5 separate regions of the Mus musculus genome follow, and regions 1, 3, 4 and 5 are each linked to region 2. The links are chromatin loops, found by intact Hi-C in ENCODE. Cell type or tissue: heart. All regions are shown on one strand. Region 1 overlaps Cyb5r2 (cytochrome b5 reductase 2). Region 2 overlaps Ppfibp2 (PTPRF interacting protein, binding protein 2 (liprin beta 2)). Region 3 overlaps Ppfibp2 (PTPRF interacting protein, binding protein 2 (liprin beta 2)). Region 4 holds the start of Ppfibp2 (PTPRF interacting protein, binding protein 2 (liprin beta 2)). Region 5 overlaps Ovch2 (ovochymase 2).

What was found. Peaks named below come from ENCODE experiments on the same cell type or tissue, not always from the same donor. Only the 100,000 strongest peaks of a DNase experiment are listed, where the experiment ranks them.
Region 1: it touches region 2 in a loop (10-fold over the local background); 21 of 42 quality-filtered maps call a loop at or near these places.
Region 3: a loop joins it to region 2, with 4 times the contacts of the local background. A loop is called at or near these places in 22 of 42 quality-filtered maps.
Region 4: it touches region 2 in a loop (5-fold over the local background); 8 of 42 quality-filtered maps call a loop at or near these places.
Region 5: it touches region 2 in a loop (17-fold over the local background); 8 of 42 quality-filtered maps call a loop at or near these places.

Annotation. Positions count from the first base shown.
Region 1 is chr7:107,745,907-107,750,906 of GRCm38, forward strand. Cyb5r2 (cytochrome b5 reductase 2) reads right to left here. Exons shown (of 9, transcript NM_177216.4): 9 at 2,549-4,490. The coding sequence ends at 4,318. It also overlaps a transcript of Ppfibp2 not described here. Among named protein-coding and RNA genes, the nearest start is that of Cyb5r2, 9.6 kb to the right of the region's middle. In heart, CTCF peaks have their summits at 2,276 (motif pointing left) and 3,553 (motif pointing right); no DNase peak of the experiment used is centred here.
Region 2 is chr7:107,658,953-107,663,952 of GRCm38, forward strand. The region is part of intron 3 of Ppfibp2 (PTPRF interacting protein, binding protein 2 (liprin beta 2)); the gene reads left to right. Among named protein-coding and RNA genes, the nearest start is that of Ppfibp2, 66 kb to the left of the region's middle. In heart, a CTCF peak has its summit at 2,437 (motif pointing right); a DNase peak (open chromatin) is centred at 2,399; H3K27ac peaks cover 1,738 bases.
Region 3 is chr7:107,736,239-107,741,238 of GRCm38, forward strand. It overlaps Ppfibp2 (PTPRF interacting protein, binding protein 2 (liprin beta 2)), which reads left to right. Exons shown (of 25, transcript NM_008905.2): 19 at 1,603-1,753; 20 at 2,037-2,148; 21 at 2,363-2,451; 22 at 2,949-3,071; 23 at 4,270-4,395. Among named protein-coding and RNA genes, the nearest start is that of Cyb5r2, 19 kb to the right of the region's middle. In heart, a CTCF peak has its summit at 2,656; no DNase peak of the experiment used is centred here.
Region 4 is chr7:107,592,580-107,597,579 of GRCm38, forward strand. It overlaps Ppfibp2 (PTPRF interacting protein, binding protein 2 (liprin beta 2)), which reads left to right and starts at 2,472. Exons shown (of 25, transcript NM_008905.2): 1 at 2,472-2,800. In heart, a CTCF peak has its summit at 2,019; DNase peaks (open chromatin) are centred at 272, 1,492, 2,062, 2,522 and 1 weaker place; H3K4me3 peaks cover 1,707 bases; H3K27ac peaks cover 1,122 bases.
Region 5 is chr7:107,776,787-107,781,786 of GRCm38, forward strand. It overlaps Ovch2 (ovochymase 2), which reads right to left. Exons shown (of 16, transcript NM_172908.3): 16 at 4,758-4,961. The coding sequence ends at 4,852. Among named protein-coding and RNA genes, the nearest start is that of Cyb5r2, 21 kb to the left of the region's middle. In heart, a CTCF peak has its summit at 3,055 (motif pointing left); no DNase peak of the experiment used is centred here; H3K27me3 peaks cover 771 bases.

The DNA.
Region 1 (5,000 bases), 87 kb after region 2:
GGCAGAAGAAGGAGACTCCTGTGTCACGAAGAGACTGCAGCCTCCTGAAGATGCCCTCTTACACCACAGCAATGCTATCTGGGCTCCTGTGCCTGGAAATCACCCTCCTGTCCAGTAACCTGGAGGCTTTCATCTCTGTTGCTCTCTGTTTCTGGAAATAGATGGACCACTGGACACGTGCAAGAGACTGCTGGACAGGCTCTGTCTATGGCCTGCATCTCTACACTGAGTGCTAGTTGCTGAGTGTGGCTTTCGGCAGAGTGGGTGTGCATGCAGTGCAGGAACCGAAACTGCATGGGTCTCACCAGCTGACACTTCTCAGGGCCTAGAACACACCGTGTCCACCCTCCAGGGAAATATGGCCTGGAGGGGATGCACCTGGGCAGAGGGGGCTTTGCATGCCACTGTCTCTGTAAAGCATGGACTTCACCCGTGTGCTGACTAGGCTGCTGCCCGTTTTACAGATGGCACCTTCCGAAGGCACTGTGACACAGATAGGGCTCCTCTCCCAAGACATCCACCGCCTCACGGTAGGATTCCGACTCCCCTCCTGGTGGCATGGTTAGTAAGGCCCCGTGAGCTTGGTGTGGGGTGTTGTGGTGTTCATGGCCACAGGAGAGGAAATGATGCTGCTTGATAGTGGATCATAACCTGAGCCAGCCCTGAGGCACACTGCAGGGCATTGCAGGCTCACAGGCCTTCTGCAGAGTTGGCCTAAACATACTGGATGCTGGAGCCTTTCCCTGGTCTCAGCTGGTAATGATATGATGGTACCCAAGTAGTTCTGGGTCACCCATGCAGCCAGACCAAGCTCAGATTCACTTCTGACCAGTGAATCCTGTGCTGCCTTCTTGGCACAGAAGAACATGCATTCCTATGGCTCCTCTGATATCATAGATATACCCTGCAAGTTAGGGGAGCCTGCCATGCCCAAGAATACAAATCATGCTCTTTCCCTGGGGTGGCAGCTTGGTCCCAAGTGAAGACGTTTTGGGGAAGGTAGGAGTGACTCAGGTCCTTATTTGCCTTTTAGTAGCTCTAGGAGCTCAGGTGTGTTGTTGTCCCTCTGAGACTGGCGTTCGTTACTTTCAGATATCCAATACTATTTAGCCCTAATAAAGCAGGGCCAATGATAGCCCTCTTATAAATCACATGGGAAAACCAGCGGTAGCAAGAAATGGCTACCCACAGTTAGAAAACCGTCTAAAGGCAAAGTAGAAGAGTTCCTTATGTCAGTGCCACACAGACTTTGTCTTTTGGCTCACACAGGGAAATATCTCTGTACAATCTTGGCCCGTGATCTCTAACAAATGTTTGGTGGTCTTGAAATAGTAAGTCTACCTCTAAGGTGAAAGGCTTAGTTTTATGTGTACCTATGTATGGGTGGTGGTGGTAGGGACTGAACCTAAGAAACTGTGCAAGAAAGACAAGCACTTGTGTATACCAGGCTTTGACCTCAGCCCATTTTTATCTTAACATTACTGTCTGTCCAACACTTAGTGCACAGGCTCCTTGGGATACCATAGCTTTGTAGGTCAGTGATGCTGGATATGGGCCACTCCTGGGCTCTGTTTCTTGTGAAGATGCCGTAGCCTTGGCCTATGGATTGTTAAACTGCCCCTTTGGCTGTGTTCTTACAGACTCTACTGAGCCAGGACCAACTCCTGAATGACCCGCCTGGCTGTCCCTGATGCTGGTGACTACAGATGACATTCTTCATGGCTGAGAGCCTAGAGAGGCACACGTGGAGCCCCAATGTTCACCTCAATGGGGAGTTGGCACAGAGCCACCAAGAGATGGAGCTTATGGGCCTCTTTGGATGTAGGCGTTGACCGGAGCAAAAGCAGAGGGGTGGGACAGGTGTCCAGTCGTGTCCCCGCGTTTCCCTGTGTTGTCAGCGCTTGCTTTCCACTGCAACTTTTCTACCTTTTGTACTTTTATATGCCAACTGCAGCTGATCCTGCAGAGGTGAAGGTGAGGTGGTAAATGCAGAACAAAGACAATGAGCTGTTAGTTCATGAAAGCCTGTGATTGGAGGTGGGGAAAGGTTGTATAAGCTGTTCTGTGTGTCCTGCAGTGGCTGAGTGAAATGATTTGGGGGAGGGGTAGTGGACCCTCTGGGGCAGCTTCATAGAAGTATGCATGTCCACTTCCAGAAGCCTGGGCCTGTGAATCAGGACTCTCCTCTTGATCCCCCAACAGCTTTCATCTACCCTCATTCCAAGACACACATTTCCCCCTCACCTGCCTCAAGTACAGTGTCTGGTCAAACACCGCCCCCTAGTGGACTGTCTCTAAACTCAAACTTCATTGTTTTTTCCTGTTGTGTCTCATACAAGCCAGTTCCCTCCCAGGCCATGACTGTTCTAGTTCCAGCCTTGCTGTCTGATCGCTGCTCCTGGTTTTCTACTTGGTCCCTCACTTTCCTAGATGATCCCTGCCAACCATTCTCCACTTCTGTCACCTAGTCACATTTCTGCTTTGAATTCCTTTGAATGCCACCTTTCCACCATCATGCCAACCTTTGTGAGTCCACCGATTTGTGTTTGCTTCACTTCCTTTATTCTTTCTTTTGGTTCCAAATCCACTTTGCCCTTCAGCATTGTATGCCTCTGAGATGTTCACAGTTCACTTTAAGGTTATATGCACATGTGTACCCGATACACAAACCAGCTGAGCTGCTGTAGTCTGTGTGGCCTAAGTGAGTTCCAAGTGTACTGCTTTTAATCAAGTTGCCAGTCACCACTATCCTTGGTCTTCCGTGCAGATGTCATTGGCACCTCCTCTAGCTAGGAAAGCCAAAAGCATCTCCAGGCTTTGTCCAGTGACGAGTGAAATCACCAGAAGGTCTACGGAATGAAAGATCCAATGATGTGGAATGAGTCCAGTGGTGAAAGGCTTTGCAGCTGACCCTGGTGGCACATGCTTGTAATCCTAGTTATTATTAGTTGGAAAGCTGAGATAGAAGGGTTGTGGGGTTCACAGATGACTTGAGCTACAGAGTGAGTTCAAGGCTAAGCGGGGCAATGTAGCAGAGAGTGAGCCGTTGTGTCTTTCCCCGAGGAGGTCATTATGAAAGAATACACTGAGTACAATTGGGTGAATGAACGTGGGAGTGTCCCTCCCTGGCCTGTTTGAGACGGAGTTTGGTCCCCTGTGGGTGAGATTCAAGGATATAGCAGAGCTCCAGGGAACCCCATTCCTCTCTTTTTTTTTTTCTTGTACCCCCCACCCTCCCGTATGCACACACACACACACACACACGCACATTGAGTAGCAAATCCTGCAGCAAGTGCTAACACTGCAGCTACTTTGCCAGTTCTTCCGAAAGGACATAAAATTAAACAGATCCAGGTTTAAAGACAACTCTGCCACCCACTGTCTGAATGGCTGGGGAAATGCATGACTAACGCTGTCTGTTTCCTCCTGTGTGACTTAGAGAACAAAAGCTCCGCAGAACCTCTGGCCCATTAGGAAGATTATAAGGAATGGAGTTGGGGTGAGCTTTAACCCCTGCAGTAGCAGAGCACCAGTATGTTATTCTTACTTTGACCTGCAGGTGGCAATAGTGGTCCCTGTATCGTCTGGTTTGAATGATGGGATTTGAAGCACAGCTTCTGGGAAATGGGAAATGAAGAAACTTAACCATGCCAACTTTGACACAGTGCCAAGGTGGAGGATACTAAAATATAAATATCCCCAATGTTGCCATCTGCTGTACAAAATGCAGGGAGTCAGAAAGGGATTCCTGGAGCCCACCTACTGTGGATTTACTGCCCTGACATACAGCTTTTTAAAAAAAGTGTCTTACAAGGCAAGGAAGACCACACAAGGCCTTTGCCCTCTTGTGAGTTTGTCCTTCAAAGCAGAGAAATGTAAAGAAGGTTCATAGGTGGTTAGGTTGATAGAGACCTGTTCGGATCCTGCTGGAATGCTATCCGTAAACATTGCTATATTGCCGGTTCTGGTCACACCCCTACTCTTTTTTCACCCTCACCTCACATCAGCAAGTCCTGGACTGCCCAGTGTATTTTCTACATATCCACACATTGTGAGCTAAATGCAAAGCAGTCCAGTTTATTCCGCTAAGCCATGGAGAAAGTCATGGAGAAAGTGGCTTCCTTCCCAGCCTCCAAACCTGGAAGCTCAAAAATCACTTTTGTCTTCAGCCTGTGAAGACTTCTTAGGCCCACAACCAAAAGAACATCATGCCCAAGGGTGCGTGGAGAGACACCTTGCAAATACCTGACTTGAACAGGGTGAAGCCAAACTCACTCTAAAGCAGAGAGAGGGACCCGCTAAGTAGTGTGGGAGGTGTTAGTAGATAAAAATCATGTCCTTGGTATAGCTGAGCTGCTCCAGGCTGGGGTGAGCTGCCGCCTGGATCAGAGGTGGTGGGCCACACACCAGGATGAGCGTGTCCTCCCCAGGAGGAGGGAGGTGCTCCTTGATCATGTCAGCGCTAACAAAGCCTGAGCTGTACTTCCAGTCTGAAATGAAGCAGAAAGGGGAAGAAGCATGGTTCTGCATTTGCCCCTGATGCTGGAGACCAGGCTACCCTATAAACGCTTGGAAGTCTGCACTGCTGATTGTCATAGTTGACTCAAGAAGCAGACATGTGGCTTCCCTGCCGTCCATAGCATTTTTGCCAAATTCTAGGCTCTCGGAGACTCGGGATGCTGTCTCTCTGCTCTAAGCATTGAGTAGAAAGTGGGGCTGTTAGGGGGAGGTGAGGAGGTCACACTGGTGGACAGCTTATAGGTATAGGCAGTATAGATCAGGGAAGCAGGAGATGTGTAATGCATGATGCAAGGTGCACGGAAGTTCCTGGGATGCTAGGTGAGGCTGCAGGAGCTGACTGAAGCTCAGCATTTGAAGTCTGCTGTCCAGAAGAGGTTGGAGGTAAGAAGTAGCCATGAGCAGGTACACGAGGTTAAGGGGCCAGGGGTCATATTAGGTGCAATGTGCTGACTGCAGAGTACGTGCTCAATTAGCCTGGT
Region 2 (5,000 bases):
GCTGCCTGCAAAGGGGATTCAAGGAGGTGCTTCAGTTCTATCCTGTAGGCAGCAGAAAAGTTACCTTCAGGAGATAGGACTTTTGTCCTTTATGTTTGGTGGACAGCGAGAAGCAGGGGTAGGTGCTCACAGACGATGCAGCCGGAACCCCTGAAAGTCTGGAGCAGTCTGTCTTGTGATCGAATTTGAGTTGGTTTCCAGATAGGGCAGCTTCCTTTTCTTTGTGCTGTGCTGATGTACAAGTTGATGCTGTTCAGAGGGTAGAGATATAAGAGCTTCACACCAGACAGTTCTGAAGCCAAGAAGAGAGGTGTTTCTTAGAGGCCTGATAGGTAGCACAGGCAAGAAAGGCTTGGTGCCACTAGATATGCTTCTGAGACTTCTGGCTGCACCTCAAGAGGGCTTTCATGTGGTCTGCAAGGGGCGTGTCTACTTTTCCATACCTGCTTGGTTGGCTGGGTAGTTTTCTTGATGTGGTCAGCTTGGCTGTGTGTGGAGCCTTCTAAAGAGATTAGCCATCCAGAGTGGCATGTTCGACTAGGGGGAAGAGGCACGTTTGCTAGTGTAGAGCTGATGTGAGCCCCAGAGCCAGCAGTCTCCAGATGGAGCAGCTCTGGTTGTTCCTCTAACATTCTGTATACACCCCTCTTCTGCCAGCAGCTGGTATAGCCTTTGGATACTATGGCTATGGGCCAAAGAGATCCTTGGTGAAAGTTCAAGATGGAGTCAGAGAGGGAGCAGGGGAGCCCCCGGCAACAGCAAAGCGAGGGCAAGTCAAGGCAGGATTGTAGGATGTGAGCCAGTGGTTGGCAGAGATGCTTGCTCCAAGAGGCTGCTGTTCTCTTTGGAACTGGAGCACATGCGCATCCCCAACCTCCACCCCAGGAGCCCACGCTTTCCTTTGTAATACAGCAGGTGTCCAGGTCAGTTAGCCTAGGACCGGGAAAGCAAGCTGAACCTAGGCAAGGTGGGGTTAGGAGGTAGAAGGACTTTAAAAGGCCAATGCTTGGTCCTCTTCTGTACCCTGAGACTCAGTTTCCTACTGGAAGTGATATCAGTTTAGTTTTGGTATCTACAAGATCTGGCCTAGCTAGCTTGGCTCCTCTTCTCTCCCCCTTCTCTCCCCTCCCTCCTCTCTCTTTCCCTTTCCCTCTCCCTTCCCTTCCCTTTCTGCATGCATGCATGCTTGTATATATGTATTATGGAAAAGGGTTTCATATTCAGGCTAGACCTTCACCTCACCGCACAGCTATAAATTAGCTCAAAGTTTTGATCTTCACGCTTCTACCTCTTTAGTGCTAGGGCTTTAGGCCCATGTCACCATTCCAGGGTTATGTGGTGGTGGGTATGGTAGGTTTTGTGTATGCCAAACACTTTACTAGCTGAGCTGTGTTTCCAGCCTCGTGGATAAGTATTTTGTCCAGTGTTTTATTTTTACTCTGTGGACGGGGGTAACAGGCCTCCCTTAAAATAACAGCCTTGGTCTTAGTCCACACTTCTTAGTTTTCAAAGTGGAAACAGTTTAGGGAGTTTCAACTGAGGCCTGCATCTTAAGAACTGTGCAAAGACCTGCCTCAGCTGTGCATTCTGGGAGGCCTCACATAGGGTATGTGTGCATCTCTGACATCTTAAGCCCATCAATGCAGGCCCCCTCACATAGCTTTTGAGCTAGTCTTTCAACAAAGAGAAAGGCCTTGGAAGGGGCCTGCTTTTGTCTTGTCACTGATGGTGGCTCCTTCCATTGCAGTTCTTCAGACAAAGCTTTTCTCTTCGCCACATTCACTTTGCAGTTCTTCACTTGGCCAAAGAAGCAAATCTGTTTTCCATATTGGAAAGCTGGAGGTGGTTCAGGAGAGGTAGGAGAGAAAGCGGCCTCACTGGCTGTAAAACATGTGAGCTTGGGTTTCTCTAGCCATGGGATTCATTTCTCTGTCACCGGTCTCCAGCAGGACCAAAATACAGGTCTGGGTATGTTTATACTGAACATTTTTACATTGTTTTGTTTTGTACATTGTACAAAACTGCAGGCTGGAGATTTGTAGGGAAACCTTTCCTCTGGGTTTAAAAAAAAGAGAAGATTGGGATGCCCTTCAGTGGATTATAGCTTCATAGTAGTGTGCATGCTTAGAATGTAGGTGGTCTTGGGCTTGATTGTCAGTGTATACACACACACACACACACACACACACACAAATACACACACAAATATGCATACACATATGGGTAGGAGGATATTTAGTTTTGTAGAACAAAAAAGGTGCAGCTAATGTGAGCTAATTTCCGGTCTGTGTTTCATACCTCTCCAATGGCAGGTGTAGTGTGCGGTTCAGTGAGCTCTCAGACATAAGTAGGGATCGGTGTCCTCCCACCCCAATCGCTGGGCAGGGCCTAGTGGACAGTGTGCAGTGGTGATACTTTAATTCACGTGCAGTACTTTGAGAAGCCAGTAGGTGGCAGGCAGTGACAAAAGCTGGAATGTCTGAAGGCCAAGGACTAGGAATCAGGTAGTAGATTTTATAAGAGAAAATAGTTTGAATTTTTTTTTTTCTTCCTCCTGTGAGGTTGCTGAGCAGTGCATCTGGGTCTGTCAAAAACAAGAGTTCTTTCTCATTTTCTTTAGGAAACAGAGGACAAATAGCTGGCAGAGCAGGGTCCATTGTGGAGCTGGGAAGGAGAGACGGGCTGCTGAGGCCTGAGCTTTGGAGCATACATTTGACCTTTCCTTTGTTCCACCTCTCCAGGCTCCTTGACCTTTTTGCTATGGCCCAGGAGGAAGGTTCTTCACATTCCAGGAGGCGTTTCCTGGGCCACATGGTGTCTGTCTCGTGCCTTGGGGGCTTATGTACACAGTTTTTCTGGCATCACAGATAACATTGAGGGACTCTCAGTTACTGCAGATTTAATGGTATTACTTTTTTTTCCCTTGTTTTTTTTTTTTTTTTTTTCCCCCTGCCTCCCTAACTAAGCAAGTAAATTCTGGCAATCTGGATCCTTTCAGGACCTGACCAGAGAGACTATTCCAGCCCGCAGGAACCAGTGTTTATAAATGGCCAAGAATGTGCAAACACTGGTGAAACGGCAAATAAATCTTTCCCTCTGAATTTCCTGCTTCAGGCCCAGGGGATGTGGTAGGGGGTGTTGCCAGATTACCTTGACTTGGGGTGTAAGCATGTAGACACCCACTTACCCTCAGCCCGCAAACAAGGCCTGTGAGATAGACTAACCCCGAGCCTTCTGCCCCTTCAGCACTGCTGCGGCCAGCCACAGGATGCCTTCTCTCAGTTCTGACTTCTCTGAGAAACTTCTGGAAGTGGGTTTCTTATTTTGTACTACTTCAGGTGTGGTCCTGGGACCAGCCATGTAAGTGTCTCCCTGGAAACTTCTTAGCAACGTGCAATTAAATCCAGGCTCCATTTCTACCCCGCTGGTCCAACTTGGCATTTTCCCTACAAGCCCCTCCAACCCAGGCAACTCATTATAGATGGGGAAGCTTGGTGCTATCCCAGAGGCTGGTGAGCCTGTATTTGGCCTATTGCCTGTTTATTATGCCCTTGGATCAGCTAAGAATGATTTTCGCATTTTAAAAACTGATCAAAACCCGCAAGACTATTTTATGACGTGGAATGATAAAAACATCAATTTTCTGCATTTATAAATGAGGTTTAAGGGAAGCTCAGTCACAGGTTAGTTAGCATTGTCTGTAACTACTTTCATGCTACAGATAGCAGTCAAGTGTGATAGAATTTGTCTCTTGTCCTGACGCCTCCTGCATCCCCCTGAAGGAGCATTCCCAAGCTCAGGCCAGATGAAGCCAGGCTGCTTCTCTTAAGGGGTGTGTGTGTGTGTGTGTGTGTGTGTGTGTGTGTTTGTGTGTGTGTGTATTGTGAATATTATGAATGCACTTGTGGGCTTATCTGATTTATTTGACCAGGATGACCTTTGAGGTGGGTGTGGGGTAACTGGGTTCACCTGCAGTTCTGTAGGGAGCTCTGGCTGAGCCCCTGGGGATGTCCGAGTTGTAGATACCTAAAGTCCCTGTTCAACCATCTCACTTTTCCCCAGCCCAGTCCTTCCTGCCAGCCTCCTGTGCATGCTCTGCTCCAGGTCCTTTGGAGTGTGAGTTTCGTGGACTCGGGGGTTGAAATGAAAGAAGTAAAACATGCTGAAACAGTTAGATTCAGGCAAGAGCTGCTGGTTTTGGACATATCAAAGTGCCAGGGGTTTTGCTGAGCTCCCCCGCTTTCTCCCTCTTCTTTCCTCTCCACCTTCCCCTAGTCCATCAGACACCAGTTGAGTTACTAGGCAAAGAGGCGATTACACCCTTATTGTTTTCTAAGTAGAATATTAGTTTTTGCTAAGCTCTCTGTTTTGAGCCTCGTTATTTCATTCTGAGAATGCTTAAATCCTTTCTGTGTAACAAGAATTGTACTTGGCATGAAGTTAAAAGAAATTAGTCAGAAATAAGATGCACTTCGCACAGTGTGGTACGGTGGAGCCTTGTACACCATCATCTGTGGTTTGCCATGGGCTGGAAGTCCCTAGGGTCTAGGGAGGGACGCTCTAGCCAGCAATGGGAGGGTTGGGATGCATCAGGAAGGAGCTGAGGAAGAGTAGTCGGGGGATGCTGTCTGTCCTGCTGCATCTGAGCCACCTCTCCCAGGAGGTAAGGTAGGGGTTCATGAGAAGTAACTTCTTACGGCGGCGTCATTCCTGACTCTAGCAAAAGTAAAGACAGGCACTAAGCCCCTCTGCAGAAAGCACAAGTTTCCCTTATCCTCAGGGACTTGGAATCACTCCAAATCAGCTCCCCAGCCTCTGCACACCTTTATTATATACTGTGAAAGATAAGTCTTTATCTACTCCGGGCAGGAAGTACATTTCATTTGTCTTGGTGCGGAACAAGTGTTTGCTTACCTAATGCATTTCTTCATTTGACTTTCCCAGGTTCCTAGACACACACTCTCTCCGTCTCTGTCTCTCTCTCTCTCTCTCTGTGTGAC
Region 3 (5,000 bases), 77 kb after region 2:
AAACCCATGCTCTAGGCGAGGAGTATTCAGTAACTCTCCCAGTATTTTGCTGGCTTCTTTCTGAATCAGATTTCCCTGTTTAGCCAGGCAGTCAGTAAGTTCTTAAAAAATCATTTCTGCATGTTAAGAGTTCAGCTGTTTGGGGTGCAGAAGGCCGAGGATTTCTGGCTAGACAATGTAGGTAGTCTACAGTAGTTACACAAACGGTACCGAATCTGCATGGTCTTTTCCCTTGTCACTCCCTAACAATAAAATGTAACATCCACATGTGCTGTTTCTGTTGTTTTAGGTGTGGTAAGCAATCTGGGAGTGTTTGGGAGGATGTGTGTAGGTTCTACGTAAACACTCGATTTTATATCTGGGACTGGAACATCCTCCTGGAATCTATCCTCCCATGAGTTCCAGGGGTACTTTGCTAGAAGGGAATCTCTCTGACTAGCTTGTCATTTAAAACTGAATATAAAGTTGTTTTATCCACCTCCCCCCCAACCCCATGACTTGGTGGGAATTTCAAATGTACCATTACATTCACACTTCAAATGAAAAATTTATGTCCTTAAGAATGGATGGTTTTTCATACCTGGTGTCCTGCCTAGGAACATGACCTAGCTCTTCATTTATTCATGTATTCTTTTGTATGTGCTCAGTTGAGTGCTGCAGCTACATCAAGTCACCCTTGGTGCACTTCCTCCCTGCCCTCGTACACGGCCAGAGAATTGCCTGTGTGCCTTGCTAAGGCAGCTCCTAGACAGGTTATAATTCTAGTTGGTTTGGTGGGGGATGGGTTTTTTTCTTATTGTTTTAATAAAAGCCATTGATCTGCATGTGTAGAAGATTGACATTTGCATGTAATGTTCATTTTATATGTATAAGCATATGCATTTGTTTACTTATATATACATTCATTCTCCCTCGTTCAGTAATTTAGCTCTTGTACGGTTTCTAGGTAGGAGATCATGTCATCTGAAAAGAATTGGATTCTTTATTTCTACTTTTAAAAAGCTGTATTATTTTATCTATCCATACCTGGGTAGATCATTCTACCAGGCTTAATATAAGCACTGATAGTGTTACATACACACACACACACACACACACACACACACACACACACACACACACACGGCATGGACATATACACATGCACCTTTCTGCTGATTACAATGGAAGTGCCCCTAGTACTTCATTAATAAATAAAGTATTTGTTATAAATTAGAAGAGCTTTGGCTTCTATCTTCCCTCTTTTCCTGTTAGAGAATGGACTGACTGTCTTTTCCTAGTTTCCCAAGCATTTCCCAAAGATTGCTGAGTCTTATGGCCAAAATGGCTTGATAATCGGTGTTCATACTGTGTTTCTAGACCTATGTGCACTAAATAGTCCCCTGAGGATCATGGAGGCTGCCCTATGCTCAGAAAAGCTACAGCTGAAACATAAAACCTGCTATTAAGGTTGCTTTAGAGCCTCACAGACATCAGTGGGTTGTACTACAATGCCATTCACCTTGTTGGTTCTTTTAAAAGAATTTTTTTTTAACTGAGACTTTGTGCTATGCAAAGTCCTGGGTACCTTATAACAGAAGTATGTTCTTCCTTTGTTTCCAGTGATGCCAATGCCCCCTTTGCCCAGTGGAGCACAGAACGCGTATGTACATGGATGGAGGATTTCGGCCTGGGTCAGTATGTGATCTTTGCCAGACAGTGGGTGACATCTGGACATACACTACTGACAGCTACCCCTCAGGACATGGAAAAGGTAAGGGCTGAGTGTGAGGAGCAGATGCCCCTGCTCTTCTCCCAGAACAGAGCTTGGGGACTAGTGCATGGGTAGGTGGTGGCCTCCGTCTATCCCGTATACATGGAGAATGCACAGGGAAGTCTGCGATTGCCTTTTGCTGCAGGCTAACATCCCAGTGCTCTGTGCACCTACCGCAGGCTCTACCACCACCCTCAAGAGCATCTCTATCCTGACATGACATCCTCTAAGGACCAAGTTGTTTGCCAAAATCTCACATGTGGTCTTCGTCTTTTGCTTTCAGGAGCTAGGGATTAAACACCCCCTCCACAGGAAGAAGCTGGTTTTAGCAGTGAAAGCTATCAACGCCAAGCAAGAAGAAACGTCTGCGCTGCTGGACCACATTTGGGTGACACGTAAGGAGAGCTGTAAATATTTATTGTTCTGAAGGGCAAAAGAATCTCCTATTGAATGTGTGCCTCAAAGACAGCAGCTTACTTGTGAAAGACAGATGGATTACTAGTGCTTTGGGGGAAGGAAATCAAAAGCCTCAAAATGACCATTTTTGCCTTTCCCTCTTGGCACCCATATCCTTTTTTCTTATGAATGTTAATGCATCTGTTTTTGCAGGGTGGCTTGATGATATTGGCTTACCCCAATACAAAGACCAGTTTCATGAATCAAGAGTTGATGGGCGAATGCTGCAATACCTAACTGTGGTAAGGATTTTTCCGTAGTATTTTCCAGAGAGCACTCAGCCCAGGTCTCCCCATGCTCATCATTTTAAATGTGATCCCCTCCTTTCTTTGCAGTTTTTTTTTTTTTGGTAAAGATTCATTTATTCATGTATTTTATGTATATGAGTGCTCTGTCTTCCTGCACACCAAAAGAAATTAGGTCCCATTACAGATGGTTGGGAGCCCCCGTGTGGTTGCTGGGATTAAATTCAGGACCACTAGAAGAGCAGTTAATGGCTATTATCCACTGAGCCATCTCTCCAATCCCACCTTTCCTTATATTGTTAAGGCCCTGAAATTGTACTGTTATCACTCAAGGCACATCATGTGCCAACGTACAAACCATGGTGATAAGCAAAACTGTCTGTGAGAGCCTTTCTGAGATGTGGAAGGCACATCTCTGTTTGGTCAGGAAAGAACAGCTGAGGTCTTTTGTTACCTTAGAAACTGACTTGTCAGCCAGAACCTTTCTTTTCCAGAATGATCTACTCTTCTTAAAAGTCACCAGCCAACTACATCATCTCAGCATCAAATGTGCTATTCACGTGCTACATGTCAACAAGTTCAACCCCAACTGCCTGCACAGGAGGCCTGCTGATGAGGTGGGGGAGTGTACTAGTTGTCCAGATGGCCCTGAGTCAGGACACCTGGGATAGCATGAGAAAATGAGGATGCTTTCATCACAAAATAGATCATGATACTTAAGATTCTGGTGCCTGTAACTCTGTTGCTTTCTATGGTGGTTTTCTAAGTCATCATAATGATCTAAGGATTTGATGCAGCATAAAAGAGATAAGGAAAGAAAGTATGGAAACATGGGTGTCAAAGTAGGCAGAGGAGGCAGGGTCCAGGGGTCAGAGGGGACAAGAGTTCTAAAAGACTGGACAGCTCAGAGTGGGTTACTTTTCTTGCTGGTATAAAATTAACTAGCCTTCAGCCTAGATGACATAGGACCTTACTAGAGGGGAACTAGTGTAGACAAATGCAAGGGACCACATGGCTGATATACATAATACCATTCTATAAACTTTAGGATTTCCTGATATGCCCCAAACTGAGAGCATGATCCATAGGGATCATGTCCAACCTCCTTTGTTGCAGAGAACTGGTCTACCTCTGGTTCTTTAACGGTTTTAAATACATGCCTTTGCCATCTAGTCTTTGTTTCCTTGCTATTCAACAAATATATCTTGCATGTTTCCTGTGTGAGTGCTGAACATTTTGAAGCCTACAAGGCTGTGTGAAAGTATATAGACATTACTATATTTTTTACAAATATTTACTTTTTATTTGTGTGTATATTTCTCACACATGTATGAGTGCCTGCAGAGGTCCGAAGAGTTCATCAGATCTCTTGGATCTGGTTGTGAGCTACGTGGCATGGGTGCTAGCAACTGAACCTGGGTCCTCTAGAACGACAGTGAGCATTATACTGCTAAGCCATCTCTCAAAATGTCTTAGTGTGGGTTCCCTTAAACATTTGCCCATGCCAAAGAGTATTTTTACCTAGAAAACACCTGGATCATAAATGAATCTTTAAATAAATTCTGTTGGATTATTGAATAAAAACCTGTATGTCTGTCTATTGGTATTGCCAAAATTTAGGATGGTAGATTCAGATAGTTAAGCGTAGATGTTTCAGCAGAATTCAATAAGATAGTGATTTTTCAGGACTGGGCATACTCTTAGGTAAGTGGCCCACATAGCTTGGGTCTGTTGTTCTGGTGGAGCAACTGAGGCAAGGCTCCTCAGAGGTGCTGACTCCACAGAGCCTAACGTTTTGACTCTCCTCCATCACAGAGTAACCTTTCCCCTTCCGAAGTTGTGCAGTGGTCCAACCACAGGGTAATGGAGTGGCTGCGATCCGTGGACCTGGCAGAGTATGCACCCAACCTTCGAGGGAGTGGCGTCCATGGCGGCCTCATTGTGAGTGGCTCTCTGGGCTAGCTCACATGCCTTAGCCCAGACTGGGGCATTCCCAAAACACCTTTCTCTCCTAGTATTGTTCATGTTGCTATAATTTAAAAAACAAAACAAACAAAACAAAACCAAAAACCCTGAAAAAAAACTAAACATAAGGGAGAAGAAAGGGTTTTAGCCCAGTTACAGGCTTCAGTCCATTGCTACAGGGCAGGCAGTCATAGGGCAGGAGCTTGAGGTGGCTGCTATCATGACATCTGCAGTTGAAAGAAGATGATGAATACATGCATACTGCTCAGTTCTTCTTAACTCTTACACCATCTAGAAGCCATCCCATGAAGTGGTGCCAGCCATATTTAGGACAGCCTACCTCAGTTAACCCTATTAAGAAAAGTCCCTCATATTCATGCCTGCAGGCCACCCTCATCTAGGCAGCAGCCCCTCCCCGGGCCTCTTCCCAGATGATTCTGCTGGACTTGATGATCAAAGCTAAGCCTCGTACTCTGTAAGGGCCAGGCGTTCTAGTGGGAAAAAATGAGGTACTTCATTTGACCCATTTGACAGAACTGGAAATTTCTGAGGTCTCTGGCTGAGCATTCCTGGGCCTTAGA
Region 4 (5,000 bases), 66 kb before region 2:
ACCACAGAAGTGTTCCAGTATTACTGTGTTGGGATTACTGTGAACAACGGTCCCTAACACACAAAGGCCCTTGGTAAAGATTCTAATTTGGATGGAAGCCAGATAGCAGCTTTGCCACAGCAGACATGCTAGGCGTTACAGAGGGCAGTGTGACTCTTGAGAGGGGGCTCTTTTTCAAAGTGTTTCCCACGTGTGTCCCACTTGGCTGAGTCTAGGTCATAAGTGAGGCTGCAGTGCCAGCCTGTGTCATGTGCTGAGGTCTCTGCCTCTCCAGGTTGGTCATATGAGAAGGCTTGCTTTTGTGTGCTTGCAGCTGTTCTCTGTCTTTGCCAAGTCCAGGCTGGGCCCACAGGCTGTGAAGAGAGATCCACCCCCATGCATCTGAGTAGATCTTTGGCAGAATGGAATGACCCACACAGTTCTGATGGAATGGCCCTGAGAGCCTAAATCTTTTGCAGAATGAGGCTGATATGAATGAATAACTGTGATATACCAGCACCATGAATCCAGGGTCGATATCTGCTCTATGGGCAGAGTCATGTCACCTACCTTACTGACAAAGAACATGACCTACTCACATTGAAGGGTGCAAGGGCATCATCCAAAGGAGTGAGCTCTGTCTATATGGTTCCTCTGAAGTTCAGTGAACAGTTTGTAGCGTGCTGTCTGGCTTCTATCCGGGAAATGTTGGGATTTGATAGTTTTGCAAGATAGATTTGTCTCAAACAGTACACCCTGGTACACAGAATCCCCACAGGCAGGATATCCCTGTTAGGTGAAATTTTCGTTGGAAAGGACCTGTTCATTGCTGCTTTTCCTAACAGCATGAGGGCCCTGGAACACCTGCTTCTGTATCGTTCACGTGTGCTTTTCAGTTCCACTCTGGTTGGATTTAAATGAAGATTGATGGTGTCTCCATGACCCACAGAAATGGTTATTTATTATATTGCTGCACATTGGAATCACCTGGGGAGCTTTTCAAATTCCGAATATGCAGGTTATCCTCTCCAACGCCAAGAGATCAGACCCTCTGGAGATGGGAGGAGAGCGTCTGTACTTTTTTTTTTGTTTTTTGGTTGTTTTTTTTTTTTTTTTTTTTTTTTTTTTTTTCGAGACAGGGTTTTTCTGTGTAGCACTGGCTGTCCTGGAACTCACACTGTAGACCAGGCTGGCCTTGAACTCAAAAATCCACCTGCCTCTGCCTCCCGAGTGCTGGGATCAAAGGCGTGCACCACCACGCCCGGCGTCTGTACTTTTAAAGCTCCTTCCCAAACTGCACAGAAGCTTGAGAAAGCCAAGTTCATAAAACATTTTACAAAATAATTGTATAGTTCTGAGAAAATGCTGCAGTTTCTGGGGGCCTGGGGGAAGAAACTGCCCCCGTGGCCCCAAGCTACCAGTGGGATTTGGAACTGCCCACACTTGAACTTATATGAACTGCGCAGGCTCTGTTTCCAAAAGCCTCTCACCCGCTATTTTAAGGAAGTGAAAGAACCGAAGGGTGTCCTGCTGTGACACAAGTCTGGGGCCCCAATCTTCCTCTACTGGCTTTGCCTTTGCTCTGCTGCTGGCCATGTCCCCGCAGTGCTCACACACCTGTTTGCCACAGTATTTATGATCTTCTGTTCATGTGTGCAAGCCTCTGGTCATACCAGTAATTTTAGACTAATTTTGAAAAAAAAAAAAAAAAAAAAAAGACGAGTCGTGTCTGTCAACACTCCAGGTGTAAGCAACTGGAGTCCAGCTTAGTAGAGACTCCTGCCAGAGTCCCTGTATCCCTGCCATCTGAGGCCCTGGAGATTCTAAGCAGATAAAATGAGCAACCGGCCCTTGGAGGCCCGGGTAGGGCAAGCAGCTGTGGTAAAACCCAGGGCCTTATGCACGCTCGAGGTAGGTGCTGGGATTCGGTCTCCAGGTTTTTTTTGTTTGTTTGTTTTGCATACTTGTACCTGACCTTGCAGGGCACAGGAAGTGTTCTGTCTTCAGCTATTCACAAGACAGAACACCAGAGCTTTAACCACTAGAGGGACCTTCAGGAAAGGCGGGGGGAGCGGCGGCGGAGGTTGAGTTAGACAGATCTAAGAGTGACATGGAACCCAAATTGGGGTTGGTCTGGGCTGATTGGGAATGATACAGGTCTTAGACTACCCTTAATCTCAATGGGGTTACACAAGGCCCGCTGTGTGTGTGTGTGTGTGTGTGTGTGTGTGTGTACGCTTGCGCTTCGGTGCTCCTTTCTGCAATTCTCCGCACGCTTTCCTCGTCCTGCTGACAGATTACAAAAACTCTGGAGACCTGAGCACAGTGGGACACAAGGAAAATGCCTAGGGTCCTTTCTGCGGCCGGAAGAGTGCAAGAGTCCTAGGTGCAAGCAGTGGGCTGGACCCAGAGAGGGGCGTGGTCTCCCGGGAGGGGCGGGGTTTGAGCCAGCACGGGAGCTCTGCCTGGGGGCGGGGCTGACCAGGCAAGTCCCTGTGGAACTGGAACTGTGGCTCTTGGGTCCTCGCGGGCCACTGCGGTGCGGGAGAAGGAGGAGGGGTGGCAGAGGGGCGGTTCCTAGGGGGAAGGTCCCAGCAGCCAGAGAGCCACACTCCGGGACCAGCCTCTCTGGGATCCCCGCCTCCGTCACGTGGGTGCCGAACCGGGTCGGTGCTGGCGGGTCTGCCACTTGGTTGGCAGTTGGTCCTTGGGCCAGTGGCCTGTCACTGGGTTCTCCGCTCTTATGTTGGAAAGTGTGAGGGACACAGGAGCGACCTGCATACCTGAGCCTCCGAGAGAGAAGCTGCACTCTGGCATCCAGGTCAGTGGGTCTCCCTGCCTCGGCTCACCGCTATCCCGGGAACTGAGTACCCCCAGATCCAAGAACTACATGGGTAGTTGGGCGTCTGTGGTCTTTTAGACCTTCGAACGTTTTCAAGACTTGGGGACCCACTTATTTGTCTGGGAGACTGAGAAAAGGGAGCAACTCCCCTGGATTTGCTTGAGTTTTCTACCCGACCTCGCTCTGGATGTGCCACCTGCCCCGCGCTTCTACAGGTGGCAGAGTGGTCCCCAGGATACCGGGGTGTTCCGATATCTCAGAGTTCCGGGCGATTTTGACCCAAGCCTTGAGTCCCGTGAGGGCAGCAGTGGCATCAACTGGAGATACCTAGGTGGGTTTGTTCCATAGACCTTTGGTCCAGAGCGCTTTGGCCAGGAGCAGTTCTGTGCACTAATTGCTAAATGCAACACACTTCCCAAAGGCTCAAGGCAGGATTAGGGTGTGGGGATGCTTCTGTTTTTAAAAGTGGGTCCTCTTCCCTCCTTCCATCCTGACGCCAGACCCATACTTTTCCCTCCGATCAAAATAAGGTTATTATATGTTTAAAAACTAGAACTTCCAAGGTTCCGGTAGGATTCAAATAGGCATTCAGCTCTTTCTTAGAGCACTGAGATATTTGATATAGATCAGTCTTCCTCTTCATATTTTGGTTTTATTTCTGCCTGTGTTCATTTCTCTTGGTCCTTAATTGATTATATTGTAGACTGTAGTGTTTATTAGATTACCGAGTATTTTGTTAAGGTAAATGCTCAACTACAGGAAGGAAGTCAATTACAGACCTAATTAATCTTCAGTCTTAGATTACTATTGGTATACTAAACATGTTATCTGATTAGAAATTATTTCTTTCTTCACCAGCCCGTTTGTATGCATATTTACGTGACTTTGAAGTGGAATATTGTTAAGTCTTTTGTTGTTATTTTCATTTGGGATTTTATTTAAGGCTGATGGTGATGGGAACTGGTGATCTCATTTAGACCCTTGTGAATGCTTAGCTAGGCAAGTGCTCTACCACTGAGCAACAACACTCAGCCCTCACATAATATATTAGTGGTATCACTCTGAGGTTTGATGATGTGCCGATTTTAGTTTATTGCTACTATTGTCTGTGTTTTGGTAACTAAGGCAGATATGCTAAGTGGATGGATAACATAAGAGATACATGTAAGAGATAAAGACAGATGAAGGTTGGAACAAACTTACAGAAATTCTAGGGGTTTGTTTGTTTTTTTTCACCAGAATAAGGAAAATCTGGGTAGGTTTTAAGAAGGATCAATCTATATGAGGGATGTCACAGGAAGATGTTAGCGGTGACCTGGGCCATGGAGAGGTCTATAAGGCAAACTCAGTCTATAAGAAATGGCTACTGGTCCTTCTTGGTTCCTGGCCTGATTGGTAGACAGAACAAAATAACAACAAAACCAATGGTCCCAGCTGGCCCAAGGCCACAGACTTCAATGTATGGGATATTAAGCAGAGACTGACTGTGGTCTGCTGAGCTTATCAAAGTTAGAGTCCTTGAACTTTGACCTGCCCAACCCCCAGCCTGACAGAAATCTAGTAAACATTTGTGGAGAGAAAGGTCAGCTGACATTTTAGAGCCCTGTGCTTCAGACACAAGCTTGAGAATCAAGAGATGATCTTCAAAAGTAGATTTTTGACACTGTGGGTCAGGGGTGAAGTCTGGCATTCTGTATTTCTAACCTATTTCTTTCTTGTTTGTATCAAGTATTAAGAGTGATGTACAAACTCTCCGAAGGCCTCGGAGTTTTGCAAACTCTTCAGGTTAAGTAGGTCCCAGGCATGTTTGGCATTCTCCAGGTGTTTCTAATAACAGCCGGGTGGGATCCACTATTGGACTTGGTAGCGCCTGAAGGACCACAGCTGGAAGGCCAGTTAGGAGACTGGCAGGCCAATTCAGATAATTATGAGGAGAGTGAAGTGTGAGTAGACAAAAGAGACCCTAGAAATACCAGGGCCAGGAAAAGGGAGGTGTCAGCCTTTATACTGGTTAGGCAGAATAAGACTCTAGGAAAAGGAACAGTTCTTGGAGAATTCTAGTTCAATTTTGGATGCACTACTTCGACAATACTGGTCAGCAGCTAATTTGTGTGTGTCCATAAGTTTGTGTGGGGATGGTTTCTCCTGAAATACAGATCTATTTATGATTCATTACTGT
Region 5 (5,000 bases), 120 kb after region 2:
GCTGCTTGACTTCTTCTGATGAGGAACCAATTTGCAGCATCTGTACCTGGTGTCACTCTGTGGGGTAGTGCCTGTCTCCTCCTTCAGGTTCAAATGCCCCACCCAGCCCCAGGTAGAAGGTGAGGCTGGGGAAAGTTTTCTAAGTGAGTGTTGCTGGTCCCGTGGACTTACAAGGAAACATAAGGGAGGCTCATCTAGTGGAGGGAAGAGGACCTTTGTATTTCAGCATGAGCTAATCAACAAATTTGGCATTCAAGTTCTAACTATGCAAAAACAAAAAAATTAAAGAAAGAAAGAGAAAAAAAGAAAGAGAAAGGAAGAGAGAAAAGAAAACTGTCAGAGTCTTGTATGCCACTCCCAAGACACCTAAGACTCAACTTGGTGAATGTAGGCAACAGAAGCCAGTGAAACTTCAGCAGTTGCAGGAAAGAGCTAGCAGCCAAGGCAGCTGGAAAGGTGGAGGGCTTTGAGCCTTCTGACTTGGAGAATTTTATTTAAATCCTAGGTGGCTTCAATCTGCCCCAAGAAAGTGGGAGGACAAAGAATTTTAGATAAGCCTTGATTAAAATATACAGGCAAGGTGACTCTCTAAAAACTTCTAGCATTGTGAGGAATGAAAGCCACCCACCAGGTTGATGCTCACAATGAAAGTACAAACCAGTCCTTCCATCTGCCCAGCCGGGCTATAAGCAGTGATTGTTTTCTGTGCGTGTTTTCATTTGGGTTTTACTCTTATAATGACACCACAGGCTAGTCTCTTGGTAATTTATAGACAACAGAAGTTTATATGGGTTATAAAAAAATAAAAAAGCAGTTTTAAAGAAAATTAAACAAACTTTACTAGTGATAAAACACTAGCTAGTCTACTTCTCAAAAAGTATTTTAAAGTATATATAATTGGGAATATAAAGTAGAAGCTATCTCTAAAGTAGGAGGGGTTGACCAACAGGAAATGTTTTGTACAGCTCAAGGCAATGAATAGGAAAATCTGAACAAAGGAGCTCTCTCTAGGAGATGAAGAACTATCCCAAATTGTCTGAAGAAAATTTTAAATAAAAAGCTCAGTGTGTCAGAATGTAAAGTGAATAAATAAATAAATTAATGAAAAATTCAGTGTAAAGGAAATTGAGACAATTATCTTTAAGCTTTCAAGAAATAGATATTTTGTTCATGTAGTTGTCTAACATCATTATAATTTATATATTATTCTCATACATGTTAATAACATAGTGCATGGTTTGCTTGTTTTGCACTATAAGTTATATGCAAAGCACAGGGATAATTGTTGGGTCTTATTATAACTTATCACAGGATGGAATGTTAGAGTGTGGAGTGATGTGAAGAGGTGCTGTGGTGGACAGGGGTGTAGGGGTGTGTGAGGAGGTGTCAAACAGCTGCATGCAAAGCAATAGAAGCAGCAATCTTTTGTTGATTCTCTTGGTGGGTTAAAGTTTGATAGAGTTATCTACTGATAACGCACACAATTTCAAAAGATGTTTATGTCTTTTGAGCTAGCATTCTGGCCTTAGGCTTTGCAGGCTAACAGGTGGTAATTTAATCCAATAACTGTTGAATGACTCATTATTTTTGCATAAATAGCCTGACCTCATGGAATGCTCTGGGCAAGGTCCCAGAGTGTACAAAGTTGAGGCACACTAGGTTCTTGATCTGTGGAGAAGGCATAGGGGTGATGTAGGAGAAACACAGTTTTAACAAGTAATAGGCCTACTTAGTCCTGAATTACTGTAGTCTTGATAAAATCAATTTAAACATTCAATATGTCTGTATGCAGAGCAGAGAAGAGTCTGACTCAATGGTCAAGACAGCAGTGGAGCCAATAGAATGTGAACATACAGATGCATAGCTTTTCATTCCAATTTAGTTATTTATTAGGTATCTTAGGCTCCAATAAAATGTTACTGTTATGGACAAAAGTAGCCTTCAAGTATCTGCAAAGTAACCCAGGAAACTGTTACCATATCTACATGTTAAAAGGTGTTCCTTATAGGGAAGTTAGTGGGAGGCTAATGCATTGCTCAGCTAGGTGACCTCCATACTTAGTGATTTTACGTTAGCTAAGAATACAATGAAGCTGGAGGGTTTCTGGTAACACCAAGAGAGAGACTCATTATGAAGGGCTTCTTAGTTAGGGTTTTAGTGCTGTGAACAGATACCAAGACCAAAGCAACTTTTATAAACACCAACATTTAATTGGGGCTGGCTAACAGGTTCAGAGGTTCAGTCCATTATCATCAAGGTGGGAGCATGGCAGCGTCTAGGCAGACATGGGGCTGGAGAAACTGAGAATTCCACCCCTTGTTCCAAAGGCAGCTGGAAGAAGACAGGCTTCCAGGCGGGTAAGGATGAGGGTATTAAAGCCCACACCCACAGTGACACACCTACTCCAACAAGGCCACAACTTCTAATCATGCCACTCCCTGGGCCAAGCATACAGGAACCACCACAAAGGAGCTGTAATTTTGCTTTTATTGATTGCTTGATGTCTGAGTTGATTCTAAGCGCCTGCTATTAGGGTTATGTCATATTGTGGGAAATTTTCCCAAGCCACAACTCCTCTCTGTCCTTTGTGTGTTGTTTATCTCAGTCTAGTCATAATAAGGATAGCCTAGCCTGTCAGCGCTCTGATGTTTAAGAAACATGCTTTCAGTGGCTAATAGATGATGAAGGGCCCAAGCGTATCCCCTTGCTGTGGTCCTTACCTCTTTCATGTATGGAACTTAAATAGGACACATGTAAAGATTTTCTTATTCTCTTTAAGATTTTGTAATGCTTGTGTAAAGCAAGAAATTTGTGAAGAAGGTTTGAGCTCCACGAGAGAAAAGACAGGAAAGCCCCTCGTTGAAATTTGACTTCAGGAGCCATTTGTGGATTATATTTAGCAAATTATTATTTAACACTTGTCTTTCTCATCCCAGTAGTCTGTTGGAATACAATCATGAATGTCTTGCTCATTGTTGTATTGTGACTTTAGAAAATACTGGTCTTGGTTTAGGATGCTAAAATCGGCTTGCTAAATGTGCCCTCTAGTGGCCAATAGAAGAACACACTGCATTCACGCTTTACCTGGGGCATCTTCCCTAGGTGAGGAGATCAAAGCAAATGAAGCCAGAACAGTTCAAGTTACTCAAATCCCTTCTCATTTTATGCAGCCTTTTCTCTCCACATATTACCTCTATGTGTCAAAGAAAATCTAGAAATATCAGCAAGAAAATACAATAAAAACCTTGTGCTCCTCTTTCTCTCCCTCCCTCCCTCCCTCCCTCCCTCCCTCCCTCCCTCCCTCCCTCCCTCCCTCCCTCCCTCCCTCCCTCCCTTCCTTCCTTCCTCCCTCCCTCCCTCCCTCTCCCTCTCTCTCTTTCCCTTTTCCCCTCTCCCTCCTCACCTCTGTGTTTCCCCAAGCTATCAGAATGGCAATTATAAAAGCTCCCTTACTTCACTAGTGTATCTTCTATATGATATACACATTACACCTGTGTTCATGGATGTCACAGAGAAACTGCATAAGAGAAAGCTCTCAGTGCTCACTGGCACAAAAACAGCAGAGCAGTTAACAGTATTCAGTGAAGAGGGCTTGTGAGTCAGGACGATGACTTGACCAGAGTGAACCCTCCTCACCAAACCTGAGAAAGATTTTTTTCCTTTTGTGTCTGGAAATTTTTGTGCTGTTCTGAGAAGATAAGACAATGACCATATCTCACACAGCTCTGTGATAGCCTTTTGATGTACCAACTTGACTAAGCTGCCACCCGAAATTTTTCAACCAGACACCCATAAATCCCTAACCTGTCGCCTTCAGGTACAGACCACCCTGGACACTCTACATTGGCCTGGATTGATTCATTAAACGTCTTCAAAGGAAGGGCTGTGGTTTCCCTACAGAAGAGGCTAGTGTACTGGCTAGTTTTGTGTCAACTTGACACAGCTGGAGTTACCACAGAGAAAGGAGCTTCAGTTGAGGAAATGCTTCCATGAGATACAACTGTAAGGCATTTTCTCAATTAGTGATCAAGGGGGAAGGGCCCCTTGTGGGTGGGACCATCTCTGGGCTGGCTGTCTTGGATTCTATAAGAGAGCAGGCTGAGCAAGCCAGAGGAGGCAAGCCAGTAAGGAACATCCCTCCATGGCCTCTGCATCAGCTCCTGCTTCCTGACCTACCTGCCTGAGTTCCAGTCCTGACTTCCTTTGGTGATGAACAGCAGCATGGAAGTGTAAGCCGAATAAACCCTTTCCTCCCCAGCTTGCTTCTTGGTCATGATGTTTGTGCAGGAATAGAGACCCTGACTAAGACAGCTAGGGATAGTTATGAAGCTATATTGATAGAGTGTTTGTCCAGCATGCTTGAAGCCTTGGATTTGAGACCCAGTACCACATAAAGCAAGCATGATGGTGCCCACCAATCCCAGTACTCTGGAGATGGAGGCAGGAGTGTCCGTCACTCAAGGTCATCCTTGCTTACCTGCTCCTTGAGTTACAGCAGACCTTGTCTCAAAGATCGGATATTATTTTGTCTCAAAGAGAGGAAGAGATACAGAGACACACATACAGAGAGAGACAGAAAGAGGCTTTCTGTGGAGAACAACCTCAGCTCTGGACTCTGGTGATCCCTTGGGTCTCCCTTCCTGATTGCCAGTGCTGTGGATGTTTAGTCAGCCCTGACAAATGTGTCACCCATTTCTGGTGAATTTGTTTGCTAAAGCTACTGTTAAGAGACTACTGCAAACTGCACCCGTGGCTAGAATAGCAGAGATTTATTGTCTCACATTTCTGGAGGAAAGAGGGCAAAGGCCAGTGTGTCAGCAGGTTGATTCTTTCTGAGCGTTGCAATGCTTCTCAATGCTTTCCACGCCTCTCCCCTTGCTTCAGAAGACCACTGTCAATAGCTGGCATCTCCCCGATGTCTTCTTCGTATGGTGGTTTTGTATGTGTGTCTCTCTCTGCATCTAAATTTCCCCATATTATGAGGACATAAGTTATATAGG